Linked DNA regions of Homo sapiens: region 2 is linked to region 1. A link is an interaction called in ENCODE POLR2A ChIA-PET data of the cell type or tissue named here. Cell type or tissue: OCI-LY7. All regions are shown on one strand.

Region 1 (5,000 bases):
CCTGCCCCAGCCCTTGAATATTTCCACCATGAGATAATCCCAACAACAATACCCTTGTCAACCTACCAGCTTTCTTATTTATCATCTGTCTCTTGCACTAGAAGGTGAGCCCCTTGGGGACACACAGATCCTGCCTGACTTGCTCATAGCTACATCCTCAGGACATCCAGTAGACCCTGGTGTCTGGCAGGTGGGCAGCAAATATTTATTCATTGGGCAAATGCAAGCAGGGAGGTTGTGTGGTGGACTGGGGTGAGTGCTGGGCTTGGTTCCCCAGCTCTGTTACCTGTTCCCTGTGTGCAATGAAGTATGTCATCATCGTAACTCTCTGAAGATTGCAGCTGGAGTCAGGAGATCTTGGGTCTAGTCAGACTCTGCCACTTCCCTGCTGTGTGAGCTTGGGCAGCTAAACTTATCTCTCTGAGCCTCCTTTATTCCTCATCTGTCAAATGAGGATCGTACTGCCTCCCTCGCAGAAGAGCTGTCAAGATTCCATGAGGTGAAGAGTGTGGAATCCATGCATGTAGATGGAATCTGGCACATTTGGGGGTCTGCCAAATCCCACCAGCTTCTTGCACTGAGTGGGGCAGACAGATCCTATATTCACCCCACAGAAGTCACAGCCAAAGAGGCTGAAAAGCAAACATCCAGCCAAGAGCCTGGTTAGACAGCACCTCACTCCAAAGGAACCAAGCCAAAGCAACAGCACCCAGAGTGTTTGCTTCCTCCTTTCGGGGAAGGAGGGCTCCCTCTAAATTTCACTGTATTTCCCTTTGGGAAGGGGCTGCCAAGGAGCTCAGAGAGACCTTGGACACTCAACCACAAGCTTTTCTTCTGCAGTGGGAGGGCCCATTATGCCAACTGGATAACCTGATGGATTATTTATGGTATACAATTGGCCTTACAGGGCCCCTCTGCTGAGAAAGCCACAAGGACAATAGGTCAAATGGCTTTGCAGTGGTAACATTTGCTTTGATTGCAAGACTTTATCATAACATTGGCTGGAAAAGATGATAAAAAAGATTAGAAAATGCGTAAGATGTTTTGCACCAATGTCAGAGCTGGTGGTGATAAGGAAGATGCCACGTGATTCTACACTGTAGGAGCTGGTGACTTTAGGTTTTATGGTTATGAACTCCCAGCTATAAAAACACCTTTACTGTTGGGACTCCTACAGGAAAAATTATTTCTGTTATTGTGACTGTAAAGCTCTCTAGTATAAACTTCCCCCTTTTTTGGATCCCATTGCAACAATTTATTTTACAACCGTGACCTAGAAGTCAGGGTTGCTCTGGCATTAGAGCCAGAAAGGGCCATCAATGCTTAGCAGATACGCTTCTGCCTGCTTGTCAGGGTGCTGTATTTAAGAAAAAATAATGTGAGGTAGGGCACTTAACACAGCACCTGCTGTACAGCAAACCCTATAAACATTAGCTGCTATTATTCCTACTCCTGTTTTATTAACAGTAATATATATACGTGCACTCTGTAGCCTCAGATCCTTTTTTGGAATGAAGTCAGTAGTAAAGAAATTCTAGGAGTCTGGAATGTGTTCTAACAGCCCAGATGAAGTGAATTCGGTTCCAGTGTAGGTGACCCTTAAACTGTCATCCTATATCCATCCAGATGACACCTAGTTATCTCTCATTCCTAAGGCTGACCCAGATAAGAAACTCCTGATTAAGCGGAAGGAGGGAACTCACATAAAGTAAACACCTGTCAGCTACCTCCAAACATCTTATTGCATTTAAGTCTCATGGCAATCTGGAGAAGGGCTGGTTTTCTTCAACTTACAGATAGAGAAACTGAGTCTCAGCACAATTTAGTTACTCACAAGAGGACGACAGCTAGAAAGCAGCCAGGCTGACTTGAACTCAGGTCTTGATGCCTCTAAAGGCTGAAATTCTCTACTGTCAGAAATGGATTCTCAGGTCTTGGCTACTGACTTACAATCCTGTAGCAAGTCTGAGCTTGCGAAGTTTGCGTTTGTTTAAAAAGTGACATCCTTAGTCCTGGCCAACATGGTGAAACCCCATCTCTACTAAAAATTAAAAAATTAGCTGGGTGTGGTGGTGCACACCTGTAGTCCCAGCTACTCAGGAGGCTGAGGCAGGAGAATTGCTTGAACCAGGGAGGCAGTGGTTGCAGTGAGCCGAGATCGCGCCATTGCCCTCCAGCCTGGGGACAGAGCAAGACTCCGTCTCAAAAAAAAAAAAAAAAAAAAAATAGTGTCATCCTTAGCTGCAATGTATTTTCCAGTGTCCCTTCCCCATTTTAAGGGCAGCCCTGCACCAGGCCTTTAACTTCTCTGCCTTAACTGGTCAGCCTTCTCATCTGTAACCCAAACCACAGCCAAAGCAGAATCCAGTCAGAGTAAGTTATCTGCTGTCAGGGCTGCTTAAATATTTCATGGTGGCCTGGATCGCTCTGCTCTGGGGGCAGGCAAGGCAGCTAATGGATCAGCCACAGGCACCAGATGTCCAGGGGATGGGGATAGATGGGCTAGAGGAGGAAGCCGGCAGACGATAGATGCTCAGGCTAAGCATCTTGTTAAGGATGAAGCTGTGTGTTTGTAAGGGGTCAAATTTTAAAATGCTGGACTTAGATGGGCCCTTGAACCTGGACTTAGAGGAAAGGCTGCTTTAGTGTTTTTATGGCCTTTATATCAGCCCTTGCATGATCTTCTAAGAAACACACACACACACACACACCCTCTGAGGAAAATGGCTGAGTGCCTCAATCTGCAGATTGGTAAATTGAGGCTCACAGAATTGAAACAGCTGACAGGTTTGACTCACATGAAGGGATTGGAGAAATCATACGGGCTGGACGTGGTGGCTCATGCCTGTAATCCCAACACTTTGGGAAGCAGAGGCGGGAGGATGGACTGAGCCCAGGAGTTCGAGATGAGCCTGGGCAACATAGGGAGATGCTCTAGTTCACCTTGGAAGTAACGACAACTTTCAGTTTACTATGTCTCTATCTAAAAAGAAGTAACAGGTTACTGGAAAGATCCTGGAACCGGGAGAGAGAGGAAAGCTGGGTTCTCTTCCCGTGTCTTCCAACTACTGCCTATGACCAGATCACTTTCCCTGTCTGAGCCTAAATTTCTAATTTCTGAGGAATTCTTGGGATCCATGGTGCCATCACCATCATAACTACTGCCCCCCACCCCCAATCCCGCAGCAGATTAGGTAGGGGCTACTGGCAGAGAAAGCAAGAAGGTGGAGCAGAGGGATGATAAGGCCATCCCAATTCTGTGCCCAGGATTTTGGCCTGGAGAACACAGCCATCAATTCAATCCTGAGCTGAGCAATGGAATGCAGGGCAGGCAGCTCCCACTTTGGGAGACAGAGGTGGGAGGATCACTTGTGCCCAGGAGTTTGAGATCAGCCTGGGCAAAATAAGGAGACCTGCTCTGTACAAAAACAATTAAAAGTCACCCTGGTTTGGTGGTATGTGCCTGTAGTCCCAGCTACTCATGAGGCTGAGGCAGGAGGATTGTCTCCTTTTTAAGAGTTCACCTGCAAAGAGAGAATGCTGATGCTTAGGGGGAAATGGCATCTGTGAGCTAAGGAGCAGGGCCTAGCTAGGGAAACAAGGAGCCTGAATCCTAAAACAGGGAGGTAAAGAGTTCTGAAAGGTGGCATCTAGCAAGATGTAAAATGCTTGGGTTTAAAATGCCAGCTCTCTACATCTTGATCACTCAGAGATGATTTATTGAGTGTCTACTATATGGCAGGCACTGAGCTAAGTCCTGGAGTCCTGGAGTGAATAAGACAGGCATGTCCCTGCTGTCTTGGGGCTTATGTTCTGGTGTGGGGGAATCAAGTGCTGTCCTTAAACCAGACGAGTTTAATGAATCCCAAGGGCTCTGCGGGAAACAGAACAGAACGAGATGGAGTGACTGGCGGGAGCACATCCAACAGGGAGGTGACAGGAGTGACCTCTGAGTTGGGCCTGAAGAATGAGGCGGAGCCAGCCAGGGGGAGAGGGTCAAGCAGAAAAACAGTGAGAGGAAAGCCCTGAGGCTGCCCGTAAATGAGGAGGCCTTCAGCTGCAAGTCACAGAAAACCCCGACTCAAGGTGGCTTCTACGATAAGCACATTTTTATCTCACTGAGCTGGGAGTTCTCAAGTAAAAGGTGGAAAATGGGGAACACAGCACTGCTGCACCACATCATCAGGGCCTGGTTTCCTTCTGTGTCTCTGCCCATCCCAAGGCTGGGTCCCTTCATGGTGCCTGTAGTGCCAGGCACATCCAGACACAACTGTCTAGCGAAACAAAGAAAACTTCTGTATCTTCTAAAAGAGAAGAAGCTTTCCCCAGGAGTCCCCAGTACACTTTTCCTTAGACCACAAGTGACTCACAAGCCCAGCCCGAACTACACAAGTGAGAGAAATGGTATTTTCCATGATTACATTGGGTATCTAATTGATATGGGGTAAGATAACCTATCTGGATCAATGGACGCTTCTATCAAATCAGAGTCCTGTTGGCCAGGAGGGAAAAAGGAAAGAGTGTTTACAAGGCAGCCCACAGGGCCCAGTACAAATAGGAACAAAATGGTGGTTAGAGGGAGGAAGAGAGGGCAAATGTAGAAAGAATCAGGTGTCGGCCAGTCGCAGTAGCTCACACCTGTAATCCCAGCACTTTGGGAGGCCTAGGCAGGCAGATCACCTGAGGTCAGGAGTTCAGGACCAGCCTGGCCAACATGGCGAAACCCCGTCTCTACAAAAATACAAAAAATAGCTGGGCATGATGGCGGGTGAGTGTAATCCCAGCTACTCAGGAGGCTGAGGCGGGAGAATCTCTTGAACCCAGGAGATGGAGGCTGCAGTGAGCCCAGAGCCTGGACAACAGCGAGACTAAAAAAAAAAAGAAAAAGGAGAGGAAGAAAGAAGAAAGAAAGAAAGAAAGAAAGAAAGAAAGAAAGAAAGAAAGAAAGAAAGAAAGAAAGAAAGAAAGAAAGAAGGAAGGAAGGAAGGAAGGAAGGAAGG
Region 2 (5,000 bases), 55 kb before region 1:
AGAAAAAATCATAGTAGCCTCAAAATTCTTAGAAAAGCAATTAAAAATAAGTTATAAAAAAACCTAATACGAATTATGAAAGCTATGTACTCCTTTGAACATTTGTTTAAAAAAAAATAAGTTTTCCAACAAACCAGTTGGAATCAATAACACATTCATAAAGAAATTCAAAAACTGTACTTGAACGTTCCTAGGACTATTAAGCATTTTGTTGATAGTAAAAATAAAGTTTTTTAACCGCATTACAGTAAGGGAATTTTTTTGTTCCAAAATGAAAAATACAAATTAAGTTTTCTAGCTCTTTTGAAAATTTAAGTTAATAATAGCCACACCAATAGATTCAACTGGTAGTTCCCGTAGCAATTTTAGGCCGTATTAAACACATACACACACAAACTGCATACCTATGAGGAACCAGAAATGAAAGAGAAAAATAAATGAGGTCATTCATAATTTTTTATGAAATTATTTTTAAGATTATTAAAGTTGTCTTTGAATTGTAAAGTCTAAAACAATCAAATCTTTTAATTTTTTTTTCTGAGTGGTATACTGTTCTCTACTAATCTCAGAATTAACACGAATTTTCTTCTCTTTCCTTTTTGTGACGGAGTCTCTCTCTTCTGTTGCCCAGGCTGGAGTGCAGTGGCCCGATCTCGGCTCATTGCAACCTCCGCCTGCCAGGTTCAAGCAATTCTCCTGCCTCACCCTCTGGAGTAACTGGGACTACAGGTGCACACTACCACGCCCGGATAATTTTTCTGTTTTTAGTAGAGATGGGGTTTCACCATGTTGGCCAGGCTGGTCTCGAACTCCTGACCTCAGGTGATGCACCCACCTGGCCCTCCCAAAGTGCTAGGGTTACAGGTGTGAGCTACCACACCTGGCTAATGTCAATTTTCTATTTTCTGTTTCTAAGGAAGCAGAGCACTAGAAGAGTATTTTATTTATTTATTTTCAAAATGAATTGGTAGGTGTTAGATACCTATTTCAAAATGACAATGTGTTTTTTTAAGTTATTCAAATTTTATTATCTTTATTACCTTTAAACAAAATTTCACAATAGAATGAACCACTGTTAAAATCAAGCATAGTATTCCTAAAATAGCTATCTAAATCAGAAGATAGTTTGACAAGAAATAAAATGTTACCCTGAGCAAAAACAATGTCTTGGCAGTGATAGGCTACAATGATACAAAGGTCATGGTCTTGTTTGAAAAAGAAAACAAGCGTAACTATAATCTGGCATTTTAGATCCATGCACTCATCTGTGAATTCTTTACTGCTCTTTGTAGGAAAAAACACACAAGCTTCCTGTAATATACTCAAGCCAGATTGGCACCTAAACTTAAACTGAAGCTGGCTTTTTTGATGAGCATGAAAGCAGACTTACATGTTTAGTAATAATACATGTAATTTCTTTAGTGTCTTCTATGAATTAGGCAATACGCTGAAATCTATAGCTGCATCATATTATGTCATCCTCACAGCCACCACAGACTGTAGTGACAGAGTGGCCGTTTAACCAGATCTGATTCCAAAAGCCACTGTCTTTCTATTCCATCACGTTGCAGTCTATAAATCACTATTTTACAAAATCTGTATGTTCCCAGATTAGATCAATCAGACTTAATTTATTTTGTCATCAGACCTAACTTTTGATTATCCCTATAATATCAGCTTAAAGAAACTTAATTTAGTAAAAATTGGTAAGGAGAACTTAAAAAGAGAATATAGAATAAAGGCAGAACTTTAAACAATTATCCGTTGAGCAAATTAGAAGAAAAAAATCTGATAGAGATGTCCTGGCTAAAACTGATGGCCAAGGAAATTCTATTGTTAATCGTATCAGAATACTGTGTGCTGGCCAGGTGCAGTGGCTCACGCCTGTAATCCCAGCACTTTGGGAGGCCAAGGTGGGTGGATCACCTGAAGCTAGGAGTTCAAGACCAGCCCAACCAACAAGGTGAAACCCCATCTCTACTAAAAATACAAAAATTAGCCAGGCGTGGTGGCAGGCGCCTGTAGTCCCAGCTGCTTGGGAGGCTGAGACAGGAGAATTGCTTGAACCCAGGAGGCAAAGGTTGCAGTGAGCTGAGATCGTGCCACTGCACTCCAGCCTGTGCAACAGAGCAAGACTCTTGTCTCAAAAAAAAAAAAAAAAGAATAATGTGTGCCAACTCTTTTATCTAACCTAAGTATTAGTTAGAGGCTTGCTTCTTAAAATGTCACATAACAAGTTGTTTCTATCCACTGCTGTTTGTAACCTATATTTTCTGTGATAAAAACCATAGGCACTTAGAAAATGATTTCTAATTACTTATTATCTGTAGTACCTAGTGTATGGGAAGCTCTTTTAAAATGTGCTGAAAGAATTAAACACATTAAGAATATACAAATGTTCTTTAACTACTTTTTCCATACTTTTTTTTTTTTTTTTTTTTGAGACAGGGTCTTAAAGAGCAGGAACACAGCTCACTGCAGCCTCAACCTTCTGGGCCCAAGTGATCTTCCTGCCTCAGCGTCCCATGTAACTGGGAACATAGGTGTGGGTTGCTATGCCTGGCTAATTTTTTTTTTTTTTAAATGTTTGTAGAGACCAGGTCTCACCATCTTGCCCAGACTGGTCTTGAACTCCTGGGCTCCAGCCATCCTCTACCTCAGCCTCCCAAAGTGCTGGGATTATAAGCGTGAGCCACCGCACCAGACCTTAACTTTTTAAAAAAAAAAAAAAAATTATTTTATTATATAAAGACAGGGTCTGTGTTTTTTTCTTTTTCAAATTACTTTATTATATAGAGACAGGGTCTTGCCATGTTGCCCAGGCTGGTCTCAAACTCCTGGGCTCAAGTGATTCTCCCTCCTTTACCTCCCAAAGTGCTAATTATAGATTCACAGCAAGTTGCAAAAGTAGTACAGAGAAAGCCTCATGTACCCTTTATCCAGTGTTCTCAAATGGCAACATTTTACATAACTATAATACAAAACCAGGAAATTGACATTGGTACAACCCACAGACCTTATTCATATTTTTCCTTTAGCTATTTTTTAAGAGTGTACAATTTTTCTGGTGCTAGAAATAGCACCTTAGACTCTTCATTTTTCTGAAGAGAAAACAAAGGGTCCAAGAGGCTGAAGACTACCCAAAGTCAGAGTGCTAAAAAGTAGCAAAAATAAAGCCAATTCTGAGTGGGAGATCATCTTTCCACAGCTATATAGCATGCATCTACACTAAAGTCATCCACCAGAATTCCATGAGAAACTCAGTAAAGACCTTCCAAATATTCTTATTTCAAAGGTATCACATCAGATGGATGCCTATTTTTTACACATTATTTTTCTTCCCTCTCTCCAGAAACCTAAAAGCTTTCTTCATTAAAACAATATTATCACTATTGGTCTACTGAAAAATACATAAAATGTTTTTCTGCATCAGTAACATGATAAGCCAAACTCAAAGGGAAACTAGGCTAAGCAGGTCACCAGTTGAAACAACAGGCTGCCTTGTCACCTTTGACCTCAGTGCAAAGCTCTATGTCTGGCACAAAGCAGTGTCATAAACATTGAATCACTGAATGAATGAATGAATGAATGAATGAATGAAGGAGCCAACAGCTTAAGTGGGATGACCAAATATACCAAACATTCTAAGTTTCTTAAAAAAAAAAAAAAAAAAAAAAACCTGCTTTCTAATAAACTGATATTTTTATCCAGAAAAATGTTTTATTTTGTGAGATACTTTTCCCAAAATCAGAGGAAAGGCCCTTAGGAAATATCTAGTCTTGCAATTTTCATTCTTGGCTACATGTTAGCATCACCTGAGATATTAAAAAATAACTTTGGGAGGCCGAGGCGGGCAGATCATTAGGTCAGGAGATCGAGACCATCCTGGCTAACACGGTGAAACCCCGTCTCTACTAAAAATACAAAAAATGAGCCGGGCGTGGTAGTGGGCGCCTGTAGTCCCAGCTACTCGGGAGGCTGAGGCAGGAGAATGGCGTGAGCCTGGGAGGCGGAGCTTGCAGTGATCACGCCACTGCACTCCAGCCTGGCGACAGGGCAAGACTCCGTCTCAAAAAAAAATAAAAACATGCAAGCCCGCACCCCATGTATGGAATGGGGTCCAGACATCTACATTTTATTTTTAAAGCACCCGGGTAATTCTACGTCTTTATAAAGGTGAAGAAATTGAGGCCTAGTCAAACAGAATGTCTTATTCAAGATAACACAACTTGTCAGTAACATGAGACTAGAATCCATGTAGAAACAGTATTTTTTTTTAACATAATACATAGAAAAAAATTCTGAGAACTACAGAACTTCATTTTAACTTTGAAACTATTGGTTATTTTTTAAAACATGAAAGTAGGCAAAAATTCTACCAACATGTGAACTGTTCCTGGGACATAATCACTGTCATAAGTAGGTAGACATAAACAACTAAGACACTGAGAAGTTATTGCCTGAGATATAAAAAAAATAATAATAAGGTATGTAGTTGGTGTCTTTGAGATAATTGCCCATTCTTGGCAATTAGTACTCACGTAGTACTCTTACCTGGTATCACGATGGCTCCACTATAGAGGTTCATCAAGTATGTTGGATTTTTTAACAACAAGAGGTATATGTGTAAAATTGATAGAACTTACTGCATACAAAGTGACTCCATAATATTTGCCATACTGTGTATCAGATTAAATAGTTAATACACATTTAAAACTATTGTCTGAAATCAATTGGGTATATTTCTAAACTTACCTTTAATGGTATCATTTTCAGCTCTCATTATGTCAATGAGTGAACTCTCCAGTGAGTGCATGTCGAATGTCCTGGGGCGATCCTGTAGACACAAACAGCCACAAACCACTTTTTAAAATAGCATTTAAATATAAAAGAGGACAGTAAGTTTCATTAGATGGGACACAGATCACAAAGTAGCAATTTTACTCTCTATGTAAGGCACATTATTACTAAATGTTATTATTAACACCAAACATCAAAAA

The links. Peaks named below come from ENCODE experiments on the same cell type or tissue, not always from the same donor. Only the 100,000 strongest peaks of a DNase experiment are listed, where the experiment ranks them.
Region 2: POLR2A ChIA-PET joins it to region 1 with 7 read pairs; 3 of 35 experiments call an interaction of 5 or more read pairs at or near these places.

Annotation. Positions count from the first base shown.
Region 1 is chr5:173,854,876-173,859,875 of GRCh38, reverse strand. No RefSeq gene overlaps it. Among named protein-coding and RNA genes, the nearest start is that of CPEB4, 31 kb to the left of the region's middle. RefSeq lists an enhancer at 3,896-4,190 and a cis regulatory region at 3,774-4,343. In OCI-LY7, no CTCF peak of the experiment used is centred here; no DNase peak of the experiment used is centred here.
Region 2 is chr5:173,910,360-173,915,359 of GRCh38, reverse strand. CPEB4 (cytoplasmic polyadenylation element binding protein 4) reads right to left here. Exons shown (of 10, transcript NM_030627.4): 2 at 4,756-4,837. Among named protein-coding and RNA genes, the nearest start is that of CPEB4, 25 kb to the right of the region's middle. In OCI-LY7, no CTCF peak of the experiment used is centred here; no DNase peak of the experiment used is centred here; H3K27ac peaks cover 2,060 bases.